Regions from separate parts of the Homo sapiens genome. Here region 2 is linked to region 1. Evidence: chromatin loops called from intact Hi-C (ENCODE). Cell type or tissue: heart right ventricle. All regions are shown on one strand. Links, peaks and the distances in the headings refer to the core of each region. The heading gives the core; the rest is flanking DNA. Region 1 overlaps LOC107986454 (a long non-coding RNA gene). Region 2 overlaps PCDH12 (protocadherin 12).

Region 1 (2,908 bases), core at 180-2,679:
CTAGATATAGTAATAATAATATCTACCTCACTGGGCTGTTATGAGGATTAAACGAGATTACATCTCAAGCACTGTCTCTGGAAGGGTGGTAGAGCTTATAAATATTGGTCATATACCTATATATAATTACTATCTCCATTTTTCATATATGGAAAGCAAGTCTTGGAGAAGGTAGGCATCACACAGTGAATAAATTAGGGCATGATAATTCAAATCCAGGCTGGTTGATTCTGAAGCTGAGTTGCTGACCATTGCTCAGCACCTCCTGCAGAGATGGGATTGATGCCTGTCCTGACTTTCCAACAGCACCTGCCAATGGTCCAAAAGCCAAGTTTCCTTCTCCCAGCAGGAGAAGTTGCATTGTTTAACCAGGGCTGGAGTCTGAGACTCCCCTCTAGCCCTTCCCACAATCCTACTGTAAATTAGAGTCCCCTCACTCCCCAGTGACCTCTGCAAGGTAGTGTCTTATGCTGGAGGGGCACCAGAGTTAGGGACAGGAGCAGCCTCAGTACTCCTAGGCTGAGTTCCAGAGCCCAGTTGTTGCACCTGGCCTCTGAGCTACAGTTTGGCTGGTGGCTGGAGACCTGGGCCTGGAGGCTGGGACCTGGCCCTGCTATGCTTGGAGCCATAAGGCCATCAGACAGCCTGGCTAGGTCTTGGATCTCCACAGAGATAGAGCTGGGAGAGGCACAGATCCATGAACTGAGACAGATCTGGGAATGAGAGTAGACACTGGAGCCTTGGAGTTGGGGGGTCCACAGGTTGGCAGAAGGCACTGAGCCATGGCTCCTTCCCATTCCTGTCCTACCCCTCATCCACCTTAGTCCTACTCTTGCCATCCATTTCTCTCTCTCTGGTTTTGGGTTCTCCATTGAATAAGAAGAGGAAGAAAAAAAGGGAGAGAACTGGGGGAAGGGGTGTCCACTTTGCCAATGTGAAGCAGCTCTTGTTCTATGAATGAAGGTGATGCGGGTTCAGGGTGGAGGAAGGGGGGTGGAAGGAAGTGCTGGGTAGGGCAGCCTGGGATGGGGTTGCCATGGGAACGGCAGCCTGTCAGGAGCCCTGCCTTCAAAGCTGAGGTGCCTCCTGGGGGAGGCGGGTGGTGTATGCGTGTCTGGGGTCGGGGAGCAGCTCTGATGTAAGCCCCCTGGGACTCTAGCTCCTGGATTCCAGATCAAAACCTTAACCTGGGTGGGAAGCAGCATCATGCGATGCTTCCTGTCAGACAACCCTCAGCCTCAAACCCTTTTCTGTGGAATGTAAGGCAGGGATGGGGGTGGAATCAACCCTGGTGGGAGGCGGGCTGTGATGGAAGTTGTCTGCCAACACTACCCCCTTCATTTCAAATGGGGCAGGAGGGAAAGGGGCTCTTACTGGGTGGAGGGGAGTAATGGGGAAAAAGGGGGTTTGCTTCATTCTCTAGGCCTCGGTTAGGGGCCAGGCTCCACAATGACAGTTTCCTGAGGCATCTGGCTCCAATTCCTCAGAGAGCTTGGAACCTAGGAATAGGGCTCAGAGGGAAGGAAGCCCACTGGGCTGTTTGTGAGATCTCCAGCTGCCCTCACTCCCATCCCACACCACCGCTACCATGACCCTCTGGCCACTAGGGGGGGCCATGGCCCAGCATCCATGGGGTTGAGGGACAGGTCAGTCCAGAGACCCAAGGTGGCCCAGTAAGGTAGTGTGGCTGAGATGTAGCCTCAGTGGCATTTGCCTTTCATGAGGTTGGCCCAGCTCATCCAGGCCCCAGCAAAACCTGAGGGCCTTTAGAGGGCACTCAACACCCTGGCACTGCCAATTCAGTCCCTCCTTCTCAGCTGCCCAGGCAGACCTTTCCAGAGACCACCAGCCAATTCAAAACAGCTCTCAAGTGCCTACTACTCGCCAGCACTGTGCTAGGCATTGCCAGCGATTTTGAATCTAATGGGGGAGATGGACACTAACAGAGGCTTAAAACACATGCACCGAAGTCAGGAAAACCTGGGCTTGAATCCTCACTTTACTATTTCTAACTGGGTGAGTGACCTTGTGCAAGTTACTTAATTTGTGTCTCAGTTTCCTTATCTGTAAAATGATAATAGTACTGGAGATGCAGGGAGCTGTGAGGAGGATTAAATGAGAAAGCATGCTTAAGGCCTTTGCTGCAGCATCTGGCACACAGGAAACCCTCACTAAAGGGAACTATTGTTAGTAGGTGAACCAAGGTGCTGAGTACTAGCATGGAGGTAGAAGCAAAGTGACGAGCAGTCCTGGAGAAAATAAAAATTCAATCTGGGCTGGGCATGGTGGCTCACACCTCCTAGAACTTTGGGAGGCCAAGGCAGGAGGATAGTTTGGGTCCAGGAATTCAAGACCAGCCTGGGTGACATAGAGAGATCCTGTCTCTACAAAAAAATTTAAAAATTAGCTGGACATGATGGCACGTGCCTGTGGTCCCAGCTGCTCGGGAGGCTGAGGTGGGAGGATTGCTTGAGCCCAGGAGGTCGAGGCTGCAGTAGGCCATGATCATGCCTCTGCACTCCAGCCAGGGTGATGGAGTGAGACCTTGTCAAAAAAAAAAAAGAAGGAGGGCTGGGCATGGTGGCTCACGCCTGTAATCCCAGCACTTTGGGAGGCCGAGGCAGGCGTTATCACCTGAGGTCAGGAGTTTGAGACCAGCCTGGCCAACATGGTGAAACCCTGCCTCAACTAAAAATACAAAAATTAGCCGGGCATGATGGTGGGTGCCTGTAATCCCAGCTACTTGGGGAGGCTGAGGTGGGAGAATCACTTGAACCCAGGAGGCAGAGGTTGCAGTGAGCTGAGACTGCACCACTGCACTCCAGCCTGGCGACAGGGTGAGACTCCATCTTAAAAAAAAAAAAAAATAGAAAACGAAAAAAAAAGAAAATTCAATGTGTTGAGATTA
Region 2 (2,908 bases), core at 204-2,703, 140 kb before region 1:
CTCCCTTCCAATGGCCTATAGGGTCTGGCCGTGATATCTCACCCATCCCCTACTCCATTCTCCAGTCTTTCTGAAACTCTACCTTCTCTTCCAGCCTTTCAGTGTGCAGTGCTTCTGCCTGAAAACCTCCCCACCCCTTGCCCAGACCTTCATTCTCTTTCCACTTGCCAAACTCCTATGGAGCCTTTGGGTCTCAGCAGAGGTGCCTGGCATGTGGTATGAACTCAGTAACATCTGTTGAAATGAATGAATTAACTTAATCCAGTACCACCCCCCTGCTTCCTCCCTGCTCCAAGTTGGGTTAGGGGCCCTCTGCTCCCACAGAGCCCCCATTCTTTCCCTATGCCCAGAGGCAACCCCTGTGGTAAACACTCTTCGCTGCCCTGATCTCCAGCCAGCCTCCCTGTGGGGCTGCCTGCAACCTTCACATCCTGACAGATGTGACCACGCTGAGGGCAGCAGCTGGGGCTCCTTCTCCTTCTTACTCCCATAGCAACCACCCTGCCTGGCACTTATTAAGTACTTGTTGAATGAATGAAAAGATGAATAAATGAATAATTCAATGACACCATTTTGCCTTCTCTACAACATAGTCTTACATCTGGTCAACAAAAATTGGCCGAATGTCCAAATACTGCTAAAGGGGAACATAACTCTTTAAGATAATCTTCATCAAAGTAACAACAAATTGATGGTCAGGAAATGCCTTTTTCACCCCATCTCTCAGAGTCCACCAGGTGCAGGACACTCGGAGGAATGAGTATGAGGGGACAGGCCCAGAGGGTCCTCTTGCTCTCCTTCAGACACTCAGGTCCTGGGGTGACATGACAGAGCAGGGGACCTGCCCGCCCAGGTCCCTGTCTCTGTCACTGGGCACCATCCCCCATCTGATCACACAAACATCTGAAGCCAGAGGAAAGACTATAAAAAGAAAGCACCGGCATTGAGGGAAACATCCGGCGAGGAAGTGTGCTGAGTCGGAATTGTGTGGAGTCAACAGATTTTTCCTGTCTTGTAGCAAATCTCCCAGCTGCTGTCCTTGCTGCATCAGGGCCAATTCCAGCCCAAACCAAACCACCGAGGAAATAAGTACTTGGCCAAGCCAGGAGGCAGCAGGTAAGCAGCACGTAGCCCCCACAGGCATCTCAAGGCCCCTACTGGCCGCCCCTCATCACTGCAGCCTCTGTGAGTGAGGAAGGGTGAGCACAAGTCAGACACCGGTCCCCTGGGAGGGTGCAGCAGACAGCATCCATCCTCCCACCCTGGGAGTTTTGGTCGTGAGGTGACTGTATTGATAGTATTTACAGGACCTAGAAGTCCTGTAGGACTAACTAGCTGTATTGATAAATACCATCAATACAGTAGTCACCAAGGAAATGACCTCATCCCTGAGACTGTATTTGTCCCAATTACAGAGGTGCTGTAAATTGCCTTTATATCTGTAACTGTCACCTCTCTTTCTCTTGACCCATAAACATAATATGAAGGCTCCCCACTAAAGACATGGCTGTGTGGGCGTGTCCCTTTGGGCAATCCTAGAATTGAAGACACCTTAAGAGAACATCAAATCCAACTTCTTGTTACGGATGGAGAAACTGAGGCTCTGAGTAGCTTGATTCAAACCAGCTATGTAAACTTGAGCAAGTGAGATAATCTCTCAGGACCTTGGTTTCCCCATCTGTAAAACAGAACCCATCCCATTTCCCTTGTGGTAATGGGGTGAGGATTTCATAATCAATTGTATTCTAAGCCCATAGCCCAGCAACTGACACATAGTAGGTGCACACACAATGCTAACTCCTTTCCCCTTGAAGCAATTTTGCTAAAGGTCATGTAACAAGTGAGTGGCAAAGCTGGGACCAGCTCTCAGAGTTCCTGACTCCTGCATCAGTGCTCTTGCCCTGACAACTTACAGCTTCTTTTTACAAGGATGGTGAGAGGTAGTGTACTGCAGGGGTGAGTCCACACACTCCAGGGTCACACTGGCCTGGATTTGAAGTCTTGCTTTATCTCTTAATCTATGGGGACCTTGGGCAACCTGCAAAATCTTCACAAGTCTTGGTTTTCTCATTTGTACAATGGGTTGATTAAAGAGAACCCCTTACAGGTGTGGAAGGTTTGAATAAGACGGTGCATGGACCTTGCATCGCATAAGGCCTGACTCAGACTCACTGCTCAAAAACATTAGTTGTCATTATCACCCACACACTTGCCACCTCCCTGCTCATTTCTTCACAGCAGCAGAAATGGCTACAGGGGAACAAAACCAAACAAACAGAAGGACTCCTACGCCTTAAAACCCCTCAGGTAGCCTTCCCACCTGCTGGGATGAGGGTCCAGGCCTGTCCCCAAGTGTCTATGGGAGAGAGGGACCAGGATGGAGACAGCAGGAGACTGGGGTGCAGGTAGCAGATTCTGAGCAGCTTTAGGCTGCCTCACTCCGGCTGCACCCTCCATAGGTCTGCTCTTCTGGCCTAGGATTTGGCCTAAAGTAGGGAGGAAGGAATGTTCAGTCACTCATTCAGCACCCACTGTGTGCCACGCCCTGTTCTGAGCATCAGTAAGGGAGCAGGCAATGAGACAGGCAAAAATCCCAGCCTTCTCCTACGGACGGATGGACGGCTGCACTGGCTCCACTGAGGTTTACTAAACTCCTCCTGTGTGCCAGGCAATACCTAGACATGGGAGGGGCAACGAGAATGATATCAATGAACTCATCTTCACTTCTGTCTGCTGAGTGCTTACAATGTGCCAGGCTCTGTGGTAGGCCCCTCTACCTACAACGTCTCATTTTACCCTCACAACACCCTGTGAGGTGGGTGTTATTTATTACTCTCATTTTACAAATGAGGAAACAGAGTAAGAGGAGGGCGGGAATCACATGATCCAGGTTGGTCTGACTCTAGAG

The links. Peaks named below come from ENCODE experiments on the same cell type or tissue, not always from the same donor. Only the 100,000 strongest peaks of a DNase experiment are listed, where the experiment ranks them.
Region 2: it touches region 1 in a loop (2.9-fold over the local background); 13 of 110 quality-filtered maps call a loop at or near these places.

Annotation. Positions count from the first base shown.
Region 1 is chr5:141,812,946-141,815,853 of GRCh38, reverse strand. The region is part of intron 1 of LOC107986454 (a long non-coding RNA gene); the gene reads left to right. Among named protein-coding and RNA genes, the nearest start is that of PCDH1, 64 kb to the left of the region's middle. RefSeq lists an enhancer at 1-204. In heart right ventricle, for the core only: a CTCF peak has its summit at 1,599 (motif pointing right); a DNase peak (open chromatin) is centred at 1,623; H3K27ac peaks cover 2,500 bases.
Region 2 is chr5:141,949,701-141,952,608 of GRCh38, reverse strand. PCDH12 (protocadherin 12) reads left to right here. Exons shown (of 4, transcript NM_016580.4): 2 at 1,019-1,116. It also overlaps a transcript of RNF14 not described here. Among named protein-coding and RNA genes, the nearest start is that of PCDH12, 7.0 kb to the left of the region's middle. In heart right ventricle, for the core only: a CTCF peak has its summit at 1,161; no DNase peak of the experiment used is centred there; H3K4me3 peaks cover 1,197 bases; H3K27ac peaks cover 2,500 bases.